Regions from separate parts of the Homo sapiens genome. Here region 1 is linked to region 2. A link is an interaction called in ENCODE POLR2A ChIA-PET data of the cell type or tissue named here. Cell type or tissue: MCF 10A. All regions are shown on one strand. Each heading gives the region's core, and the rest is flanking DNA. Links, peaks and the distances in the headings are about the cores only. Region 1 overlaps HSPA4 (heat shock protein family A (Hsp70) member 4). Region 2 has its middle 53 kb from the start of PPP2CA-DT.

Region 1 (8,000 bases), core at 1-8,000, 1.2 Mb before region 2:
CTTTTTGAGGAATCTCCAAACTATATTTCTCAGTGATTATCCCCACCAGCGCCCTACTGGGTTTCAGTTTCTCCACGTCTTTGTCAACACTTATTTTCAATTATTTGGATTATTTTGGTAGATTACTAGTAGCTTTGTGTTAATTCATCGTTTTGATGGTTGGAAGTGCATTCTCCTGCAGATTCCTAAGGGATAGCACATGTGAATAGTGTTCCTTAAGTTCCTGCATGTTGATGACAGTTTGCCATGTTTATACTTAAAAGTCACTTTAGCTGGATAGAACATTCTTAGCTTTTCTTTCCTTGTTGAGGATCTTAAATGCAGTAACAATCTATTTTCTTTTGGTGTATAATATTGCTGTCAAAGTGTGACAGCATAGTTTTTAGATATTTGTCACTTGTTCTTTTTGCTTAGATGCCCAAATGTTTTTGATTTTTTTTTTTCTTGAAAGTCCATTTGGGTGTGGTGGCTCACACCTGTAATCCTAGCACTTTGGGACGTCGAGGTGGGCGGATGGCTTGAGCTCAGGAGTTCGAGACCAGCCTGGGCAACATGGCAAAACCTCGTCTCTACTAAAAATACAAAAAAGTAGCTTGATGTGGTGGTGTTCGCTTGTAGTACCGGCTACTCGGGAGGCGGAGGTGGGAGGATCACCTGAGCTTAGTAAGTCGAGGCTGCAGCGAACCATGATCACACCACATTGCACTCCAGCCAGGGTGATGAGAGTGAGACCCTGTCTCAAAAAAAAAAAAAAAAAAAAAAAACCCAATAATTTTACTACACTATATTTTGATGTTGGTTATTTTGCATCAGTTTTTTTCCAGGTACGCAGTGTGCCTTTTCATTATATAGTTTGACATTACAAATTTAAGTTTAATTAAAATTTCTTAAGTTTTCTTGAATTATGTTTTCTAGTATTCTGTTGTAGTGCTGTGGTTTTCTCTTTTGGGAATTCCTACATAATTATGTTGGATCTTCCTTGCCTATCTTACATATATATATATTTTTTTTTAGTTTGCCTTTTTTTTGTATTTGCCATTTTTGGTCCAGTCCTTCATGGCATTTCTCTTGTGTACTGTTTAGTTTTCATTTCTGACATTTATTCTTATACTTCTAATTCTGTTCTAGGTCTTTCTAATTCTGATTTGTTCTTTCATTTCCTGTATCACTTTTATTGAGATATAATTCACATACCATAAAACCTTACTATTTTAAAGTGTACAATTCCAGGGTTGTGCAACTGTGACCACTATTTAATTCTAGAATGTTTTTATCACCCCAAAAAGAAAACTTGTACCCATTAGCATTTACTCTCCATTTCCCTCCATACCCTAGGCAATTACCAATATGTTTTCTGTCTCTATAGATTTGCCTGTTCTTTTTTTTTTGAGACAGAGTCTCAGTAGGTCACCCAGGCTGGAGTGCAGTGGTATGATCTTGGCTTGCTTCAACCTCCACCTCCCGGGTTTAAATGATTCTCATGCCTCAGCCTCCTCAGTAGCTGGAATTACAGGTGGGGGCCACCACGCCCAGCTAATTTTCGTATTTTTAGTAGAGATGGGGTTTCGCCATGTTGGCCATGCTGGTCTTGAACTGCTGACCTCGAGTCATCCACCCGCCTCTGCCTCTCAAAGTGCGGGGATTATAAGTGTGAGTCCCTCTTTTGTTTTTGTGAAATATTTTAAAAATGTGGCTTAACTTTCTGAGATGTTTTCCCTCCCTCTTTTGTGTTTACTGTGTTGTTCTGCTTAGTTTGGATTTTTTAATCAGTAGTTTTTCTTCAGTGAGTTCTTTTTTCTTTGAAGATAACTTTAGGTAGGGCCCAGTTTGCTGTGGTTCCTGAATACCTTATTTGAGGACCTTTTATACTTGTTTTGGAGGATGCCAAACCCCTGCTGATTTCAGCTGCTGTTTTCAATTTGGCTCTCTGAGTTAGGTTATTCTGGAGTTTTCAGGTCAATTATATACCCTTTTGTTTCCTTCTGTTTATTTTGTACAGAGCTGATACTAAGCAGGAATTGTAGTTGTGGGTGGTTTGTCTCTGCCTATATGTATTTTGAGGTTTGTGGGCATATTTCATTACCTAGTTTTGTTGCAGGATTGTTTAAGCCCAGGAGATGGAGGCTTCTGTGAACCATGATTGTGCCACTGCGCTCCAGCCTGGGTGACAGAGGGAAAGCCTCTCAAAAACAAAACCAAAAAAATCTGCATCAAATTATCACATCATTCAGCAGTTGTATTTCTAGATACATATTCAAGAGAAATGGAAACACATGTCCACAGAAAAACTCATATGTGAATGTTCATTGCACTACTCATAATAGACAAAAAGTGGAAACAACCCAAATGTTCATCAACTGATGAAGTGGGTAAATAAAACATGCTATGTTCATACAATGGGATATTTTTGGTACTTGAAAAAAATGTAATACAGATACATACTAAAACATGGGTGAACCTTCAAAAGTTCACGCTGCTGAAAGAAGTCACAAAAGGCCACATTTTGTATGATTCTATTTATATGAAATGCCCCGAATTGGCAAATCTATAGAGACAGAAAGTAGATTTAGTGATTGCCTAGGGCTGTGGGAGTTGAGGAAAGTAACAGTTAAGGGTGATGAAAATATTCTTTTTTAGACTGAAAATGTTTTAAAATTGATTGTGGCGATGCTTGCACAACTCTGTATATATGAAGTCACTGAATTGTATACTTTAAAAATATTTTTGTACCAAAACCTCATGCCCAAAAGTCAATAATTACATACTTTATTTTTATCTTTTTAATTTTTAAAATTTATTTCTTTTTGAAACAAGTTCTCACGTTGTCATGCAGTCTGGAGTGCAGTGGTACTATCTCCGCTCACTGCAGCCTCACTCTCTCGGGTTCTAGAGATCCTCCCACCTCAGACCCCCAAGTAGATGGGAGTATAGGTGTTCACCGACATATCTGGCCAATTTTTGTATTTTTTGTAGAGACAGGATTTTGCCATATTGCTCAGGCTGGTCTCAGATTCCTGAGCTCGGCCACCCTCCTCAGACTCCCAAAGTCCTAGGATTACAGGTGTGAGCCACCTCACCCGGACGGGAATTATATACTTTAAATGGGTGAATTCTATAGCATGTAAATTATATTGCAATAAAACTTTTTAAAAAGAAACTATCAAAAAACCTCTACTGTCCAGGCATGGTGGCTCACGCCTGTAATCCCAGCATTTTGGGAGGCTGAGGTGGGTGGATCACCTGAGTTCAGGAGTTTGAGACCAGCTGGCCAATATGGTGAAACCCCATCTCTACTAAAAATACAAAAATTAGCCGGGTGTAGTGGTGGGTGCCTGTAATCCCAACTACTCGGGAGGCTGAGGCAGGAGAATTGCTTGGACCCGGGAGGTGGAGGCTGCAGTGAGCCGAGATACTGCCACTGCACTCCAGCCTGGATGACAGAGCGAGACTCCATCTCAAAAAAATACAAAAAAAAAAAAAAAAAATTACCCGGGCTTGGTGGCGTGCACCTGCAGTCCCAGCTACTCCGGAGGCTGAGGTGGGAGAATTGCTTGAACCTGGGAGGCGGAGGTAGCAGTGAGCTGAGATCGTGCCACTGCACTCCAGCCTGGGTGACAGAATGAGACTCCATCTCAAAAAAACAAACAAACCCCTACCGCTGTTGCCATCTTCTTAACAATCTTTTCCTTTGCTTTTCACAATTTTGATTTCAGATAGTTTCAGACATGCAACAAAGTTGGAAGAATTTTACAGTAAATGTCCTCATCCCACCACTTAGAGTCTACTGATAACATTTACTGTACTTGTTTTATTATATATTTGTTCATATATCCTATAAAGCCATCAATTTTTAATTTTTTTATTATTATTATTTTTTGAGATGGAGTTTTGCTCTTGTTGCCCAGGCTGGAGTGCAATGGCATGATTTCAGCTCACCTTAACCTCCGCCTCCCGGGTTCAAGTGATTCTCCTGCCTCAGCTTCCCAAGTAGCTGGGGTTACAGGCATGCACCACCACACCCAGCTAATTTTGTATTTTTTGTAGAGATGTTGTTTCTCCGTGTTGGTCAGGCTGGTCTTGAACTCCCAGCCTCAGGTGATCCGCCCGCCTCAGTCTCCCAAAGTGCTGGGATTACAGGTGTGAGCTACTGCGTGGCCTGGCCTCAATTTTGTTTTTAGCATATCTCAAAGTAAATTGCATCTGTATACTTCTTGCAGAAACTTAAATTGCGGACATCTATAAATGTAGACTTCTCCCCAAATACTAAGGTTTGCATATTAACCAGAATTCATTGTTTTTTGGATATATTTTTATATGACATACTCAGGTTTTAAGTGCTCATTTGCTGAGTTTCAACATACACATATATCTTTGTAACTAATGCCATTATTATGAAATAGACCATTATGTTGGAATGTTTCCTCAGGCTTCCATAACCACTGATGTGCTTTTTGTATTTTTCAGTCCCTAGATTAAGTTTGCCAATTCTGTAACTTCTTGTAAGTGGAATCATGTATTATGTAGTTTTTTGTGTAAGGCATTTTTTAGTCAGCATAAAATTGAGATTCATTTGTTTGTTTCACATGCCATTTGTTGTTCTTCTGTATTGCTAACTACTGTGCCATTGTAGGTTTGTTGTTATTGATGGACAGTGACTCTTTAGCTTTTTTTTCTATTAGAAGTAAAACATTTTAAACTTGAACATGTAAGATCTCTGGTTGCTACACATCTCACCAGTATTGAGGTTAGCAATCCTTAAGTTTTGCATGCTCTGGTGGGTGCATTCTATACTTTACTATTCTTTTTTTTTGAGATGGAGTTTCACTCTTTTCGTCCAGGTTGGAGTGCAGTGTCCTGATCTCGGCTCACTGCAACCTCTGCCTTCCAGGTTCAAGCGATTCTCCTGCCTCAGCCTCCCAAATAGCTGGGATTACAGGCATGCACCACCACGCCTGGCTAATTTTGTATTTTTGGTAGAGACGGGCTTTCTCCATGTTGGTCAGGCTGGTCTCAAACTCCCGACTTGAGGTGATCCACCCGCCTCAGCCTCCCGAAGTGCTGAGTTTACAGGCATGAGCCACCGCACCCAGCCTACTATTCTTTTTTATTGAGATGTAATTTAATAAAGTTACCCACTTTTCCCTTTTTTTTGGAGAAAGGATACCTATTGCCCAGGCTGGAGTGCAATGGGTTGATCATGGCTCACTGTAGCTTCGACCTCCCAGGCCCAGGTGATCCTCCTGCCTCAGCTTCCTGGGTAGCTGAGACTACAGGTGTGCGCCACCATGCCTGGCTAATTTCTTGTATGTTTTGTAGAGATGGGGTTTTGCTGTGTTGTCCAGGCTGGTCTTGAACTCCTGGGCTCAAGCCTTAGCTTCATGATGTGTTGGGACTACAGGCGTGAGCCACTGCACCCAACTAGAAGTCACCCTTTTAACGTGTATAATTCAGCGATTTAAAAAAAAATTTTTTTTTTTTTAGTATGTTCGTAGAGCTCAGCAGCCATCATCACAACTAAATTTTAGAACGTTTTCATTACTTCTTAAACCCTAAATGAGTGAGTAATCAGGCTGTGAAAAGACATTGAGGAACCTTAAATGCATATTGCCAAGTGAAAGAAGCCAATTTGAAAAATCTGCATACTGTAGGATTCCAACTATATGACATTTTGGAAAAGGCAAAACTATGCAGACGACCGGGTGCGATGGCTCATGCCTGTAATCTCAGCACTTTGGAAGGTGAGGCAGGTGAATCACTTGAGGTCAGGAGTTCAAGACCAGCCTGACCAACATGGTGAAATCCCATCTCTACTAAAAAAAAAAAAATACAAAATTAGCCGGGCGTAGGTGGTGCATGCCTGTAATCCCAGCTTCTCAGGAGGCTGAGGCAGGAGAATTGCTTGAACCCGGAAGGTGGAGGTTGCAGTGAGCTGGGATTGCGCCACTGCACTCTAGCCTGGGCAACAAGATTGAAACTCCGTCTGAAAAAAAGCCCTGCCGCCCCCGCCCCCCAAAAAAAACTATGCAGACAATAAAACAGTCAGTTACCTGGAGTTTGGAGCAGGGAGGGATGAATAGTTGGAGCACAGGGAGGGATGAATAGTTGGAGCACAGGGAAGGATGAATAGTTGGAGCACAGTGAAATTATTCTGTATGTTACTGAAGTGGTGAATACTTACACATTGTTAAAACTCATAAAACACTAATAGGAACTATCATTTATCAGCATTGACTCATTAATTGTAACAAATGTACCATACTAATGCAAGATGTTAATAGAGGAACTGGGCTGGGAGTGAGGAGGGGATGTATGGGGATTCTTGTTATGTTCATTTCTCTGTAGACCTAAAACATCTAAAAATGTGTATTAATATAAAAGAAAGAGACATGGTTGTGCATGCCTGTAGACCCAGCTACTTGGGAGGCTAAGGTGGGAAAATCACCTGAGCCTGGGAACTCACTGCTGAGGTTGCAGTGAGAGTGAGCCAAGATCGTGCCACTGCACTCCAGTCTGGGCAATAGAGTTAGACCCTGTCTCAAAAACAAACAAACAAAAAACAAACTCTGTACTCATTAGGTGTCCTTCCCATCTCTTCTTCTTCCCTTTTGTCATTGGTAGCCGCTCGTCTCCTTTCTCTGGATATACCTATTCTGAATATTTCACATAAATTTTTGTTCTTGTTTGACTTTAACCCAGCATAATGTTTTCATGTGTTGTGATATGTATTAGTTCCTCTTATTGTATTCATTCATTTGTATCGCTTTATACAGTTGATAGGCATCTGGGTTGTTTCAGCTGCTTGTGAACGTTGATATACCAGTTTTGTGTGTGAACATGTGTTTTCTGTTCTTTTGGCTATATACCTAGAATGGAATTGCTGAATCATATGCTAACTCTCTAACGTCTTGAGGAACTGCCAAACACTTTTCCCAAGTGGCTGCACCATTTTCATTTTCTATTACCTGGGAATGTATGAAGGATCCACTGTCTCCACATTTTGCCAGCACTTGTTGTTACCTGTTTTTTATTATAGCCATCCATTCCACATAAAAGTGGCATGTGATTTAATGTACTGTGTTTTTTGTTTTGTTTTGTTTTTTATAGAGGCAAATTTCTGGAGATGTGCAATGATCTCTTAGCTAGAGTGGAGCCACCACTTCGTAGTGTTTTGGAACAAACCAGTAAGTATTTTTGTGATTGAATTTGTTTGCGTATCTCAGACTGTTTGGAAATTGTTATTTATTATCTTACTTTTGCAAGCAGTGATAGAAATTTTTATTGTATGAACTAATTCAGTGGTATATATTAAACTTTTTTTCAACCTGTATCTTCCCCCTGCCCAAAGTAATCTTTTGAAATGTCTAGGGAAATCTAATAAAAGTTTCTCCAAGAAACTGAATTCAGACTGAAAGTTGGATATAAGCCTCACAATTATTTAATGGTGGTAAAAATTGTCTTTTGCGATGCTGATATGGTAGTCTTATAAGCTTTTCTGTCAGTGAATTCTTCCCTAGCTGGATGAGAGCTACAGCAAAGTGGGAAGGTAGGATAACCACATACTTATTTAACAAGATGCTTTAATTTTGTCTCAGGCTAAAAGGTGACTGTTTGATTTAGGAATATATACTAATTTTCCTAAAATCTTTCTTTGACAAACCATTTACCTGGACTTCACTGTTGTGTTGATTGCTATTTCAGAGTGTTGGGATATACTGTCAGCTTGGCACAGGCTTTCCTCTTTAGTGATGATGGCAAATGGGCTTATTTCCACACTGGGAAAGCCCATTTCTTTAAATAGCCCTTCTCAAGAAGTTATCAATGGTTGTTAGATAAAATGTGACCAGGAAATCAGGTGATATTAAGAAGTATTTTATGAGCAATAGCAGATCCTTTGATACACACCTTCTTTCTGATACGAAGAAACTGTACCTGTAGTTTATTTTTTATTTTATTTTTATTTTTTGAGATGGGAGTCTTGCTCTGTCACCCAGGCTGGAGTG
Region 2 (16,487 bases), core at 4,381-12,380:
TACCCCTTTTTGTCTTTTGTTTTGTTTTGTTTTTTTGACAGAGTCTTGCTCTGTTGCCCCGGCTGGAGTACAGTGGCATGATCTCTGCTCACTGCAACCTCCACCTCCTGGGTTCAAGTGATTCTTGTGTCTCAGCCTCCCAGGTAGCTGGGACACAGGTGTGTCCCACCATGCCCAGCTAACTTTTGTATTTTTAGTAGAGAAGGGGTTTTGCCATGTTGGCCAGGCTGGTCTCAAACTCCTGGACCCAAGCAATTCCCTGCCTCAACCTCCCAAAGTGCTGGGATTACAGGTGTGAGCCACCACACCTGGACCCATTTGGACTTTTTTTTAAATATTCCATTTCTTTCCTCATTATGTTAATGTTGTCCTTTAAATTCTTGTTCTAAAGTTGTTGTAAAGCCCTTGCCTGCTAATTCCATTATCATTTCTTTATCTCCTTCTATTGAATCATTTAAAATTGTCATTGTGGATCACATTTTTTCTGGGTAGTTTTATTTTAATTTAATTTAATTAATTTCTTTTGAGATAGAGTTTCACTGTGCTGCCCAGGCTGGAGTGCAGTGGAGCGATCTTGGCTTACTGCAACCTCTGCTCCCAGGCTTAATCCTCCCATATCAGCCTCTTGAGTAGCTGGTACTACAGGCGTGCGCCACATGCCCAGCTAATTTTTGTATTTCGTGTAGAGACAGGATTTCACCATATTGCCCAGGTTGGTCAAGCAATCCGCGTGCCTCAGCCTCCCAAATCACTGGGATTATAGGGGTAAGCCACTGCATCTGGCTGCTGGGTTGTTTTAAAGTCTAGTGATTTTTTTTTTTTGAGATGGAGTCTCGCTCTTGTTGCCCAGGATGGAGGCAATGGCGTGATCTTGGCTCACTGCAACCTCCACCTCTTGGGTTCACGCAATTCTCCTGCCTCAGCCTCCCAAGCAGCTGGGATTACAGGCGCCTGCCACCACGCCCAGCTAATTTTTGTATTTTTAGTAGAGATGGGGTTTCACTATGTTGGCCAGGTTGATCTTGAACTCCTGACCTCAGGTGATCCACCCACATCGACCTCCCAAAGTACTGGGATTACAGGCGTGAGCCACCGTGCCCGGCTGTTTTTTTGTTTGTTTGTTTTTTGATTTTTTTTGTTTGTTTGTTTTATATGGAGCCTTGCTCTGTTGCACAGGCTGGAGTGCAGTGGTGCAATCTTGGTTCACTGCAACCTCCGCCTCCTTGGTTCAAGCAATTCTCCTACCTCAGCCTCCCAAGTAGCTGGGATTACAGGTGCCTGCCACCACGCCTGCCTAATTTTTGTATTTCTAGTAGAGTCAGTGTTTCGCCATATTGGCCAGGCTGGTCTCAAACTGCTGACCTCAAGTGATCCACCTGCCTCCACCTCGCAAAGTGCTGGGATTACGGGCATGAGCCACCACACCCGGCCAAGTATAGTAATTCTTTCATTGGGTGGCAGGCTTATAACACTTACATGATTGTTAGAATTTTTTAAATTTCCTTTAAAGAAGTTAGAATTTGTTTTGACAAGCCATTGAGTTACTTGCAGATCACCTTGGTCCCTAAGTGTCTTTTTTTTTTTTTTTTTTTGAGACAGAGTCTCACTCTGTTGCCCAGGCTGGAGTGCAGTGCGGCGCAATCTCAGCTCACTGCAACCTCTGCCTCCCAGATTCAAGCAATTCTCCTGCCTCAGCCTCTCAAGTAGCTGGGACTACAGGCACGTGCCACCAAGCCCAGCTAATTTTTGTATTTTTAGTAGAGACTGGGTTTCACCATGTTGGCCAGGCTGGTCTTGAACTCCTGACCTCATGATCCACCTGCCTCGGCCTCCCAAAGTGCTGAGATTACAGGCGTGAGCCACCATGCCCAGCCAAGAGTCTTGTTTTTAAGCTGTGTAAGAGCATATCTAAAAGGCCTTTTATTGTAAGATAGTTTAGCCCTACTACAAGATATGATATGGGGTCTCTACTAAATGCCCTGGCTGTTCAAAAATATCTCTACACATTAGATGGCAGAAACTTGAGTCGCTCCTAGCCCTGTGGGATCTCTGACAATTATTTTACTTATAGATCCCTGGGAGATATTCTTTGACTGGCCTTGTAAATTTCATCCTATATATGGCTTATCAGTTTGAGTACTCCAAAAAACAAATACCAAGAAGAGGGTTCTAAGAGATTATAATGTTGTAAGGAAAAATGGGAAGGGAGCCAGGGGAAGCTAGGAGAATCATATAATTGCAATGCAGGTCTGACCCTTTTGAAAGAGAAAAGAAAGGAAAGTTGAGTGGAAGACATTTAGACTGCACTGCAGTTCTGAGGAAGTTTGGAAATCTGATGGGGAATCCTCAAGCCAAAGTCTCCCATCAGAGGCATTCTGCATTTCTCAGGAATAGGCCTGCCTTCATATGCCTGAGAAAGTCATTAGCTGGGAGTTAACACATGGGAAGCATGGCCTTACTGCAAATGTGGAGATGGATTTCAGAGTGCAGCAGCTGGGCCCATTAGTCAATTATGCTCTTCACAGTTAGACACGTTACAGACACATTTTTTAGGCCACCAAATATTCACCCCTTGCATCAAACAGATATACATCTCCTCAAAATTCAGAGACAGGCTCCTCCATGATGCCTATTATCCTTTCTTCCTGGGGGGAAACTAAGAATAGAGAGAATAATGAGACAAACTACAGTCCTCATCACTGCAGTTGATCTAAGCGCTGCACCTGGTCTTTATCCTCTCCCTCCTCCAGTGATTCATTCTGAATTTCCTCACTCACAGCCATCATTTCAGCAGGTCTTGGTGCCTTACCTAGTGGTGTGATCCAAACCTCCATTCCTGGGAAATCTGAACTCTTAGTAATCATACCCTTTTCAGTCTCAGGTTGCCACACGTGTTCATTCACAGTTCCAGTGGTTCAAGGCACTCAAATGGATAATGGGTTGGACACATTTGCCACCCTTCCCCCTTCATGTAACAGTAGTCCTACTTCCTCCTGCTGATCAAGGCCAATTACCCTTCCCAGTATGGTGACTTCTTTTCTTGCCTGCTAGACCCTGGACACAAAGAATTCAAAATGCCATTGTGGAAATTGCAACTTTACGTTAAATGGAACTCTTGCTGTGTGCGACCTCTAGCAAGATTATGCCCCTTTTTGAAACCAAGAACTCCAATTCTGTCAAAGCCCAGGATTGCAGGGACGAGAAGTACAAAATCTCCCAGTTGGGACATGAATCCCCATTTTGGGAGTAATAATAAGAGGAGCCACTCCTGCTTCCATGCCCTGACTCCCAGACCCATGTGTTTTTTCCCCCTGGGGATATAATATCCTAAAAAAGTCTGCATATATATCCTGCATCCGGAAGATTGGCACATTATCTTTTCAGAATATTTCCTCTGAGCTAGCACTTCATCTGTACTTACAAAGGCTGATCCAGTGTTCTATAAGGCTGGCTGCTTTAGGATGGTACATGTGATATTGCCAATGAATCCCATGGTCATGAAACTACTCCACACCCTCTTCACTGTAAAGTGGTTGGATGCTATGTTGTGTGGAATTCCATGCCTATGAATTATTCTGTAAGCCCCAGAGAAGCTGAGAATCTTTAGGCAGGAAGTATAAGACCATACTCAGAATAAGTATCTATACCTGGTGAAGATAAAACTCTTGCTCTTTTGGGTTGAAAGAAGTCTGATATACTTGACTTGGCACCAACTAGCTGGTTGGTCTCTTCAGAGAACAGTGCTGTGTTAGGGGTTCAACATTAGTCTCTGCTGCTGTAGTTTTCAGTGTCCAAATCTTCAACCTCATTTCACCAGGCCTGTGAATGATGGTGAATGATGTGTCCTCTGGGTCCTCCCATGATTCTCTGGTTAGATGTCTGGTCTTACATTACACATCTATTCCAGCATGCCTACTTTCCTAAGCCTCTTTAACCTTTCCTGTGCCATCTGTAAGGGCAACTCAGGCCTTTCCATTTCCCTGAGTGTTAGCCACAGCATTTTCCAAGCTTCTAAAAGCCACCTCAGCAGTGAATTTGCCTTATCCCCTAAGGTCCTTGCAAGGGTGTTAAATCCCATGTCCTGAGATAGTACTCCTGAGTAAATTAATTCTTGCTTATCTATGCTTACATTCTAGTCCCCTTGATCAAACACCCTAAAAATCTAATTCCAAGGATACATCCCTGGCTCCTGCTAGTATGCTAGCTAATTCCTGCAATTCTTTTGATATAAGTCTCTTTTCTTCCCTTATCAGGCCCAGCATGTTTTCAACAAAGTTACGCTAGGATTTAGCCTAAGTTATTGACTTGGCAGCCAAAAGTTGGGGCAGCTACTGAGATGAGCACCTGCAGCATCATACAGCAAAATATTAAGTGTTAGTTCTTACAAGGGCTTACAAGCCATCTCTGCAAGCCCAGGGAGTGCAAGGGCTGCAGTGCTAGCATTCTTAGGGGCATTCGATGAGATGTCCCCATTCCATGTTTCAGGGTCCCAGGTTATCCCCACTAGGTCCTGACCTTTGTATAATAGGGCTGCTGGGCATTCAAATGTCTCATGTCTCTGAAGTTCTGCAACTCTAACAATTAGATCTTCATCCTACTGCTCACGTGTGTCTGCTCTTCCACTGCAGTACATAAGGAGCTCTTTGTAAGATGATACCACGAAACCATCTGGCTTAGCCATTAACTGCTCAAGAGCTTTCAGTTTCTGATTATCCCACTGCAAGGCATCAATACAACTCAGCAGTAACCAATTCACCCATCTTTGGAGGTAATCTCCTTCCTCCTCCAAAATCTTTCTCTGCCTGCATCATCACACCTTACACAGAACTTCCCTCTACCACATCATTTTCCAGGTTGCCACCTGTGAAATCTTTAGTTGCTGAGCTCTGGTTTATGCTAGTGTCTATCCATGTCCCACGTACCAGTCAGAATGATGTTCTCTTTGCCTGTCAGGAGGTGAGTAAGCCAGTCCCAGATCCCATCTTACTGCCTATTTTCTTGGACCATTCACTGTTGGTACCACTTGTGTTAGCTCAAGTCCCCTAAGAAACAGATGGCAAGAGATTAGATATACAAGAGATTTACTGGGAGAAATACCTGTGAGAAAACTGGGAAAGGAGCCAGGGGAATCTAGGAAAGGCATCAGACTGTAATGTATGTCTGACCTTTGTGAAGGAAAGAAAAGAAAGGTTGAGTGGAAGCAACTTACACTGCAGTGCATTTCTAAGGAAGTTTGGCGATGCCAGTGAATAATCTTTGAACCAAAATTTTGAGTTTTCCATCTTCCAAGAATGGGCTTTCCTCAGTATCCCTGTGCCTAGTCACTGACTGTAAGCAGCAGCCATGGGAAGATTCCTTAGTATGAACATGGTGATGAACAGGGCCCATAGGTCAAAATTACATTCCCTGCAGTTGGAGGTCTGAGAGGTCTATTTTCATGGCTGCCACAATTGCACAGATTAGTATTCAACCAAAGACTGGAAGGTAACCCATGCAGACTTTTGAGCACCTTCTCTACATAGCATTTCTCTTCTCTAGTACTCTGCCTTGCAAATTCTGGTCACCTTGGCCTCCCCAAGCTTCTATCCCTACCTCATCAACTCAGCAAAGCTGCCAGGCTCTCCTTGGGTTATGCCATCCTGTGCTGTGGTCCAGAAATTGCCTCTAAGCAAAAAGCCTATGTAATCATAGTGCTCACCTCATTCATTTTCCATCTATAAGGGACTATGGTCCGGGTTGGCTGTTGCCCAATGTCTAATGCATTGTTTCAGATACTTTTTTCCATTATCCTAGCTTTTACAAAGGAAGAGTAAGTATCATGCCAGTTGCTCCATCATGGACAGAAGTAAAAGCTCCTCCGTTTTCTGTGGTGTGTGTTTGTTTTAAATTTCATTATTTTTTACTTTTGTCTTATTTATTTCTCTCTGGGTTTAATTTGCTGTTCTTTTACTCACTTCTTGAGATACAAGCTTGGATCACTGATATTAACCTTCCTTCTTTTCTAGCATATGCATTTTACACATTTCCATCCAACCACTGTTTTAACTACATCTCAGAAGTTTTGATATGTCATATTTTCATTATTAGTTTCACATACTTTCTAATTTCTAATGTGATCTCTTTTTTGATTAATGGATTACTTAGAAGTGTACTGCTTAATTTCCATTTTCTAATTAGTTTTTATAATTCATTTCTACCTTAAGACTATTGTGGTCAGAGAGTACATTCTGAGTGCTTCCAATCTTCTGAAACTTTGTTGAAGCTGGCTTTACTGTCAAATTTTATAAATTCACCTGTATACTTAAAAACAGTGTATATTCTAGCTGGGCATTATGCCTCATGCCTGTAATCCCAGCACTTTGAGAGGCTGTAACGAGAGGATCACTTGAGGTGAGGAGTTCAAGACCAGCCTGGGCAACATAATAAGACCCTGTCTCTACAGAAAAATTTTTAAAAAATAACTGGGCATTGGTGGTGTGTGCTTGTAGTCCTAACTACTTGGGAGGCTGAAGTGGAAGGATTGCTTGAGCCCAGGAATTCAAGGCTACAGTGAGATGTATGATGATGCCATTGCACTCCAGTCTGGGCATCAAAGTAAGACCCTGTCTCTATAAAAAATTTTTTAAGGCCGGGCGCAGTGGCTCATGCCTGTAATCCCAGCACTTTGGGAGGCCGAGGTGGGTGGATCACATGAGGTCAGGAGTTTGAGACCAGCCTGGCCAACATGGTGAAACCCTGTCTCTACTAAAAATATGAAAAATTATCCAGGCATAGTGGTGCATGCCTATAATCCCAGCTACTCAGGAGACTGAGGCAGGAGAATCACTTGAACCTGGGAGGTGGAGGTTGCAGTGAGCCGAGGTCACGCCATTGCACTCCACCCTGGGCAATAAGAATAAAACTCCATCTCAAAAAAAAAATTTTTTTTAATATATATTCTTATCCTCAGTGCAGTGTTCTATTATGTCAACAGAGTCAAGTTTACTGTGTTATTTTGATTTTTATGTCTTTACTGATTTATCATGTGCTTGTTTTATCAACTATTGAAAGGTTGTGTTAAATCTACCTTATTAATGTTGATTTGTCTATATTCTCCTTTTAGTTCTGTCCATTTTTGCCTTATATATTTTGAAACTATGTTATTCAGTGCATATATATTTAGAATTGTTATATCTTCTTGTGAACTGGACTCTATCATTAGAAAATGTCCCTTTCTATCTCTAGTTATTCTTCTTGCCTTAAGAGCTATTCTCTCTGATAATAAACAGCAACACCAGCTTGAGTGCAGTGGTGTGATCTCAGCTCACTGCAACCTCCGCCCCCGGGTTCAAGTGATTCTCTTGCCTCAGCCTCCCAAGTAGCTGGGATTACAGGCATGCGCCACCATACCCAGCTAATTTTTGTATTTTTAGTAGAGATGGGGTTTCACCATGTTGGCCAGGCTGGTCTCCAACTCCCTATCTCAGGTGATCTCCCCACCTTGGCCTCCCAAGATGCTGGGATTACAGGGGTGGGTCATCGCACCCAGCTCCAGCTTTCTTTCAATTATTGTTTGCACACTATACTTTTTCCAACTTTTACTTTGAGCATTTCAGTGTCTTATACTTAAGATATTTTTTATATGCAGCATATAGCTGGGGTTTTTTTAACTTTTCTTTTTAGATTGGAGTCTTACTATGTTGGCCAGGCTGGCCTTGATGCCTAGCCTCAAGCAATCCTCCTGCCTCAGCCTTCTGAGTAGCTGGAATTATAGGCACATGCCACCATACCCAGGTTATAGTTAGATAATTTTTAATCCAATCTGATAATATTCATCTTCTATTTGGAGTATTTATTCTATTTGTTTTAATGTAATTACTAATACAGTTGGAATTATACTTACCATCTTTGACTTGAGTTTAATACAAATTACTATTTTAATATTTCCCTGATAATGCTAAAATCTTAGAACACTTTATCTCTATTTGCCCTCTCCTTCTTGCTTTATTGGAGTCATGAGTTTTAATTCTACATATATTTTAAGCCCTCATATTACTATGATTAATCTTTACAGTCAATATTTATTTATATTTACTCACACATTTCCCCCTTTTGTTATTCTTCATTCCCTTCAAATTTCCTGTTTCCATTTGGGACTATTTTCCTTCTGCCTTAAGAACTCTCTTCAGGCCAGGCACAATAGCTCACACCTGTAATCCCAGCACTTTGGAAAGCTGAGGTGGGAGGGTCACTTGAGGTCAGGGGTTCGAGACTAGCCTGGTCAACATTGTAAAACCCTGTATGTACCAATAATAATAATAATAATAATAATAGCTGGGTGTGGTGGCAGGTGCCTGTAATTCCAGCTACTTCGGAGGCTGAGGCATGAGAATCACTTGACCCCAGTAGGCGGAGGTTGCAATGAGCCGAGATTGCACCACTGTAGCCTGGGCAACAGAGCGTCTCAAAAACAAAACAAAACAAAACAAAAAAAAACCTCTCTTCAGCTTTTATCTTAAGGCAGATCTTCTGGCAATAAATTCTTTCTGCTTATATGTTTGCTTAGGGGGAGGTTACAGTGAGCCGAGATCATGTCATTGCACTCCAGCCCAGGCAACAAGGGTAAAACTGTCTTAAAAAGAAGAAAAGTCTGTATTTTGCCCTCATTTTTGTCACAGAATATACGATTCTAGCTTGGCAGCTATTTTCTTTCAGTACTTCAAAGGTGTCATTTCATTGTCTTCTGGATTTCATCATTTTTGTTGAGATCAGCTCCTTTAAAGGAAACATGACTTCTTGCCTTTTAGATTTTCTTTTTATATTTGAATTAAGCAGTTTCATTATGATGTGCTTAGGTGGGGTTTTCTTTCTTTTTTTTTTTTTTGAGACGGAGTCTCACTCGGTCGCCCAGGCTAGAATGCGGTGGTGCTGTCTCGGCTCACTGCAACCTCTGCCTCCCAGGTTCAAGCAATTTTCCCACCTCAGCCTCCCAAGTAGCTGGGATTACAGGTGCACGCCAGCACACCCGGCTAATTTTTTGTATTTTTAGTAGACATGGGGTCTCACCATGTTGGCTAGGCTGGTCTCACCTGGTCTCAAGTGATCTGCCCACCTCGGCCTCCCAAAGTGCTGGGGTTACAGGTGTGAGCCACCATGACCAGCCTAGGTGGGGTTTTCTTTGTATTTTTCCTGCCTGGGGTTTACAGAGCTTCTTAAATACATAAATTTTTGTCTTTCATCAGTTTGGTAGTATTTTTGGACATTCTCTTCAAATATTGCTTCTGCCTTATTTATTTATTTATTTATTTATTTTATTTATTTATTTTTGAGATAGAGTCTTGCTCTTTCACCTAGGCTGGAGCGCAGTGGCTCAATCTCAGCTCACTGCAACCTCCACCTCCCGAGTTCAAGCGATTCTTCTGCCTCAGCCTCCCGAGTAGCTGGGACTACAGACACGTGCCACCGTGCCTGGCTAACTTTTGTATTTTTAGTAGAGATGGGGTTTCACCATATTGGCCAGGCTGGTCTCGAACTCCTGACCTTGTGATCCACCTGCCTCAGCCTCCCAAAGTGCTGGAATTACAGGCGTGAGCCACCACGCCAGCGCTTCTGCCTTATTTTCTCTCTCCTCTTCTTATGGGAACCTAATTATACTTAGGTTAGATCTTTCCACTCTGTCTTGAAGGGGAAACAAACTATGTGTTCAGACTGTTCATGTCTCTGATGTTGTCACTCTAGCTGTATGAAACTACTAGAAAGTTCTGTTAGTTTCTCTGTACCGTAGTAGGGGCCCTCTTCCAGAGCTAAGTCTGAATTCTCAGTTTTTTTCTTGTTTCAAGAATCAGTCTATATTCCCCAGGAAAAAGCCACTGCAAACCATCAGCTCAACTCTCTGGAATTATCCCCTCAAATCACTATTACATCATCAGCTCTCTGCCTTTAAACAGAAATTTCTTGCATTTCACCTGGCTTTAGTGGTTCTCAGTGGATGTTTAATTTTGTTGCAAACTATCATATCTAGAAGCATAAGTATCTTACGCCATATGTTTTGAGACTGCATTTTTATTATCATTTTCTATGTATTATTTTATTATCATTTTCTATGTATTATTATATGGAAATTATTATCTAATTTCCATTATTATTTCTTCTTTGACACCTTCAGAAAGTATTTTTTAAAATTTCGTATATATGGGGCCGGGCGCAGTGGCTCACACCTGTAATCCCAGCACTTTGGGAGGCTGAGGTGGGTGGATCACCTGAGGTCAGGAGTTCGAGACCAGCCTCATCAACATGACTAACCCGTCTCTACTAAAAATACAAAAATTAGCTAGGCATCATGGTGCATGCCTGTTATCCCAGCTACTTGGGAGGCTGAAGCAGGAGAATCACTTGAATCCAGGAGGCAGAGGTTGCAGTGAGCCAAGATCATGCCACTGCACTCCAGCCTGGGCAACACAGCAAAACAGTGTCTCAAAAAAAAATCATATAGATGGGTTTATATGGGTTATTTTTCATATTGGGGCAAAGTGTTTTCTTATATATTAAATCAAACTTAAATATTGTGTTATTCAAATCCGCATCCATACTTTTTCTTTGTTTCCTTGTCAGTTACTGAAAGAGAAGTATTAAGAATATCATGCTATGATAATGGATTCTTCAAGTTCTCATGTTCACTAAATTTATGCTTTATATATTTTGGTGCAAAAACTTCTTGGCTTTTATGCCTTCTCAGTGAATTAAATAATCATATGTAGTGTCCCTCTTTATGTACAGTAAGTTTTTTGCTTTATAATTTGTTTTTCCTGATAATATAGAGCCACACTAACTTTTTTCCCTGTTTGCCTGTTATATCTTTTCTAACATATATTTTCACTATTTCTGTGTCCTAATGTATATACATGTTTTTTGAGATGGAGTCTCGCTCTGTCGCCCAGGCTGGAGTACAGTGGTTCCACAGCTCACTGCAACCTCCGCCTCCCGGGTTCAAGCAATTCTTCTGCCTCCTCTTTTTGAGGAGTAGGTTTTTTTTCTAATTCACTCTTTACTTAGGGTAACACTTTTTACAGGCTCGACTTCATGCACAGTCTCCAACATAACTTCCAAACTTGCTTACTAGGTTTATCTCCTTCCACCTGGGTGACCTGTTCAAACCAGTGCTCTAAACCACCAGTAACTTTGGGCCTTTGATGAGAGGTTTCACAATTGGAGTTTTTCAGGATATGCAGTATACATTTAATCAGATACCCACCACACATATTTCCAGAAATGAAAAAGTAGATTGCTTTTTCTTTCTTTCTTTCTTTTTTTTTTTTTGAGATGGAGTCTCGCTCTGTCACCCAGACTGGAGTGCAGTGGCACGATCTCGGCTCACTGCAACCTCCGCCTCCCGGGTTCAGTATTACTGATCATTTTTAACATTATTCCTTAATTCTTCAATAAGTCTCCAAACTACCAAGGTCATTTTGAATTTAAATTATTTGTTCCATACACATTAAGGTACATAATCATATAAAGGCACTGGGGGTTGGGTGATAACGGTTTGACAACTCTAACTTCCAAGAACTAATAGTTTTGTTGATGACACACACAAATTAAGAGGTAACTAGCATCACAAAGCAGGATGTAAAACATAGTATAAACAATGGAATATGGGAACCTAGAAAAAAAGGAGATTGCCTTTCATAGGAAGAGTCCAGGTCACGCAAGGAAGACTACATAAGCTTAAACATGAAAAATTAATACAATTTGGGAGGATCAAAATTTGTTAGAGTAAGTCAAGTAGGCCTGATGACTGAATGGCTATCAGATACATGGAAGCTGAAAAAATTAAGTTAATGCCAAGTTTCAAGCCAAGGAAAACAATAGTACTACTTTTAAAAACAAGAAAAGCTAAGAGAGAAAGATGGTTTGGGGAGAAATTAATACAGTTTAGATATGGTAAGTGTTTTAGTCTGTTTTCTCGCTGCTGATAAAGACATACCTGAGACTGGACAATTTACAAAAGAAAGAGGTTTATTGGACTTACAGTTGCACATGGCTGGGGAGGCTTCACAATCATGGTGGAAGGCAAGGAGCAGCAAGTCACATCTTACGTGGATGGCAGCATGCAAAGAGAGAGCTTGTGCAGGATAACGCCCCCTTGTAATAACCATCAGATCTCATGAGACTTATTATCACAAGAACAGCATGGAAAAAACCTGCCTCCAAGATTCAATTACCTCCCACCAAGTCCTTCCCACAACACATGGGAATTCAAGATGAGATTTGTGTGGGTACACAGCCAAACCATATCATTCCACCCCTGGCCCCTCCCAAATCTCATATCCTCACATTTCAGAATAAATCATGCCCTCCCAACAGTCCCCCAAAGTCTTAACTCATTTCAGCATTAACTCAAAAGTCTACTCAAAAGTCCACTTGCCTTATCTGAGATAAGGCAAGTCCCTTCCATCTATGAGCCTATAAAATCAAAAGCAAGTTATTTACTTCCTAGATACAATGGAGGTACAGGCATTGGATAAATACAGCCATTCTGAATGGGAGACATTGGCGAAAACAAAGGGGCTACAGGTCCCATGCAAATCCAAAATCCAGTGGAGCAGTCAATTATTAAAGCTCCAAAATGATCTCCTTTGACTTCATGTCTCACATCCAGGTCACACTAATGCAAGAGGTGGGTTCCCATGGTCATGGGAAGCTCCACCTCTATGGCTTTGCAGGGTACAGCCTCCCTCCTGGCTGCTTTCATGGGCTGGCATTGAGTGTCTGCAGCTTTTCCAGGCACACAGTGCAAGCAGTCAGTGAATAGTGGGGGAACCAGCCCCCAATATTTCAACGTAGGTTCTTTTCTATTTTCCCTAAGTGTTGGTCTGTCTGAGAAATAGAGAAAGAGTACAAAAGAGAGAAATTTTACAGCTGGGCCTCCGGGGGTGACATCACCTATTGGTAGGCTCCGTGATGCCCCCTGAGCTGCAAAACCAGCAAGCTTTTATTAGGAATTTCAAAAGGGGAGGGGGATACGAACAGGGAGTAAGTCACAAAGATCACATGCTTGAAAGGGCAATAAAAGATCACAAGGGCAGAGAGGCAGAGCAAGATTACAAGGCCAGGTGAAATTAGAATTACTGATGAGGTTCCATGTCCTGCTGGGCACACAGTGTCATTGATAAACATCTTAACAGGAAAGAGGGTTCAAGAGCAGACAACCGGTCTGACTAGAATTCGCCAGGCTGGAATTTCCTAATCCTAGCAAGCCTGAGGGCACTGCAGGAGACCAGGGCGTATTTCATCCCTTATCTTCAACTGCACAAGACAGATACTCCCAGAGCAGCCATTTTAGAGACCTCCCCCTGGGAAGGCATTCCTTTCCCAGGGTTATTCCTTGCTGGGAAAAGAATTAAGCAATATTTCTCCTATTCGCTTTCTGCAAGAAGAGAAATATGACTCTGTTCTGCCTGGCCCCACAGGCAGTCAGACCTTATGGTTATCTCCCTTGTTCCCTGAAAACCACTGTTATCCTATTCTTTTTTAGGATGCCCAGATTTCATATTGTTCAAACACACGTTTTACAAACAATTTGTGCAGTTAACGCAATCATCACAAAGTCCCGAGGCGACATACATCCTCAGCTTACGAAGATGATGGGATTAAGAGATTAAAGACAGGCATAGGAAATTATAAGAGTATTGATTGGGGAAGTGATAAATGTCCATGAAATCTTCACAATTTATGTTCTTCTGCCATGGCTTCAGCCGGTCCCTCCGTTCGGGGCCCCTGACTTCCCGTAACAAGTGAGTCTACCATTCTGGGGTCTGGAGGACAGTGGCCCTCTTCTCACAGCTCCACTAGGTGGTGCCCCAGTAGGGACTCTGTGTGGGGGCTCCAACCCCACATTTCCCTTTTGCACTACCCCAGCAGATGTTCTCCATGAGGGCCCCACCCCTGCAGCAAACTTCTTCCTGGACATCCAGGCATTTCCATACATCTTCTGAAATCTTGGCGGAGGTTCCCAAACCCCAATTCTTGACTTCTGTGCACTCACAGGCTCAACACTACAGGGAAGCTGCCAAGGCTTGGGGCTTGCTCCTCTGAAGCCACAGGCCAAGCTCTACATTGGCCCCCTTCAGCCATGGCTGGAGCAGCTGGGACACAGGGCACCAAGTCCCTTGGCTGCACACAGCATGGGGACCCTGGGCCTTTCCTCCTAGGCCTCTGGGTCTGTAATGGGAGGGGCTGCCGCAAACGTCTCTGACATGTCCTGGAGACATTTTCCCCATTGTCTTGGGGATTAACAGTCAGCTCCTCATTGCTTTTGCAAATTTCTGCAGCTGGCTTGAATTTCTCCTCAGAAAATGGGATTTTATTATCTATTGCATTGTCAGGCTGCAAATTTTCTGAACTTTTATGCTTTGCTTCCCTTATAAAACTGAATGCCTTTAATAGCATCCAAGTCACCTCTTGAATGCTTTGCTGCTTAGAAATTTCTTCCACCAGTTGGGTGCAGTGGCTCATGCCTGTAATCCCAGCACTTTGGGAGGCCAAGGCATGTGGATCACGAGGTCAAGAGATTGAGACCATCCTGGCCAACATGGTGAAACCCCGTCTCCACTAAAAATACAAAAATTAGGTGGGTGTGGTGGCACATGCCTATAGTCCCAGTTACTCAGGAGGCTGAGGCAGGAGAATCACTTGAACCCAGTAGGCACAGGTTGCAGTGAGCCAAGATCATGCCACTGCACTCCAGACTGGTTATAGAGTGAGACTGTCTCAAAAAAGAAAAAAAACAACAACAACAAAAAGAAATTTCTTCCACCAGTTACCCTAAATCACCTCTCTCAAGTTCAAAGTTCCACAATCTCTAGTGCAGGGGCAAAATGCTGCCAATCTCTTTGCTAAAACATAACAAGAGTCACCTTTGCTCCAGTTCCCAACAAGTTCCTCATCTCTATCTGAGACCACCTCAGCTTGGATTTTATTGTCCATATCATGATCAAGCTTCTGGTCAAAGCCATTCAACAAGTCTCTAGAAAGTTCCAAACTTTCCCACATTTTCCTGTCTTCTTCTGAGCTCTCCAAACTGTTCAAACCTCTGCCTGTTACCCAGTTCCAAAGTTGCTTCCACATTTTTGGGTATCTTTTCAGCAATGCCCCACTCTACTGGTACCAATTCACTGTATTGGTCTGTCTTCATGCCGCTGATAAAGACGTACCTGAGACGGGACAATTTACAAAAGAAAGAGGTTTATTAGACTTACAGTTCCACATGGCTGGGGAGGCTTCACAATCATGGTGGAAGGCAAGGAACAGCAAGTCATGTCTTACATGGATGGCAGCATGCAAAAAGAGAGGGAGCTTGTGCAGGAAAACTCCCCCTTGTAATAACCATCAGATCTCATGAGACTTACTATTATGAGAACAGCACAGGAAAGACCTGCCCCCATGATTCAATTACCTCCCACCAGGTCCCTCCTACAACACGTGGGAATTCAAGATGAGATTTGTGTGGGGACACAGCCAAACCCTATCAGTAAGGCTGAAGAAACAGCAAAATGATAAAGTGGAAACATTTAGCAAACATATAGAGACTGTAGCTTCAGGTAAATGTCTGTGGAAGAACTACAAATTTTGGAGAAATACCCTCAGAGGTGGTAGCCAAGCTATAAGAGTAACATACTTCTCTCAAGGAACAGGGAAGAGTGGAGGCCTTAAGAACTGCCAGGGAAACAGGTAGGAAGAAAAATTATCAGTAGAACAGAAAAGCACTTAGAATTAAGAAGAAAATGATGACATGTGACAAAAAAGAAGGCGCGCTTTGAGGAGGAAAAGATGATTCATAGTGTGAAATGTGACACAAAGATCAGGAAAAATAAGGATTTTTTAAAAGTCACTGAATTTGACAATTAGGTGATAACTGGTGCCCATCAAAAGCAAGTTTTTATTACTCTGGTGAAAACAGAACCCTGACTCAATTATTTAATGGATCGAATTTTAATTTTATTCTTCAAGGGGTGTTAAACACAAGAGAGTGTTCCCTATCCTTGTGACTCTATTCTGTGTTCCTTCTTCCAAAGGAAAGGTAATGAGTGCCACACAGCAGCAACCCACTGAGCAACCAGTTGTATCCCCTTTCACTTATGACAACTTCACGTGGTCAAAGGACTTAGAGCCAAGACTCCCAATCATCACATGGATGCTACCCAACAGATTTCAAGACCTAGCCAATTGATTGCCAATTCAGCTGCCCCTGCCACTGCCATTGCCATAACCTACTTGTTTGCATGAGTTTTGGTGGCTATGGAGAACCAAATAGGAGCAATCCTATCAGCAGAGGCATATTTATTGAAAGCCAATGTAGTCCCTCACTTGCACAGGCTGCACCCAAAGCCATGGAAACAGCCCTTCTAATTTTGCCTTTGAAATTTTGTGTTTCCTCCTCAAAAAGAGCCCTCATTTAAAAGTATCAGCTTCCATAAAACCTGGATCTGCCTAAATTAACCAGTAACTCA

The links. Peaks named below come from ENCODE experiments on the same cell type or tissue, not always from the same donor. Only the 100,000 strongest peaks of a DNase experiment are listed, where the experiment ranks them.
Region 1: POLR2A ChIA-PET joins it to region 2 with 5 read pairs; 2 of 35 experiments call an interaction of 5 or more read pairs at or near these places.

What each region holds. Positions count from the first base shown.
Region 1 is chr5:133,079,678-133,087,677 of GRCh38, forward strand. HSPA4 (heat shock protein family A (Hsp70) member 4) reads left to right here. Exons shown (of 19, transcript NM_002154.4): 8 at 7,105-7,181. Among named protein-coding and RNA genes, the nearest start is that of HSPA4, 32 kb to the left of the region's middle. In MCF 10A, for the core only: no CTCF peak of the experiment used is centred there; no DNase peak of the experiment used is centred there.
Region 2 is chr5:134,271,369-134,287,855 of GRCh38, forward strand. It overlaps a transcript of CDKL3 not described here. Among named protein-coding and RNA genes, the nearest start is that of PPP2CA-DT, 53 kb to the left of the region's middle. RefSeq lists a silencer at 13,217-13,417. In MCF 10A, for the core only: no CTCF peak of the experiment used is centred there; a DNase peak (open chromatin) is centred at 8,423.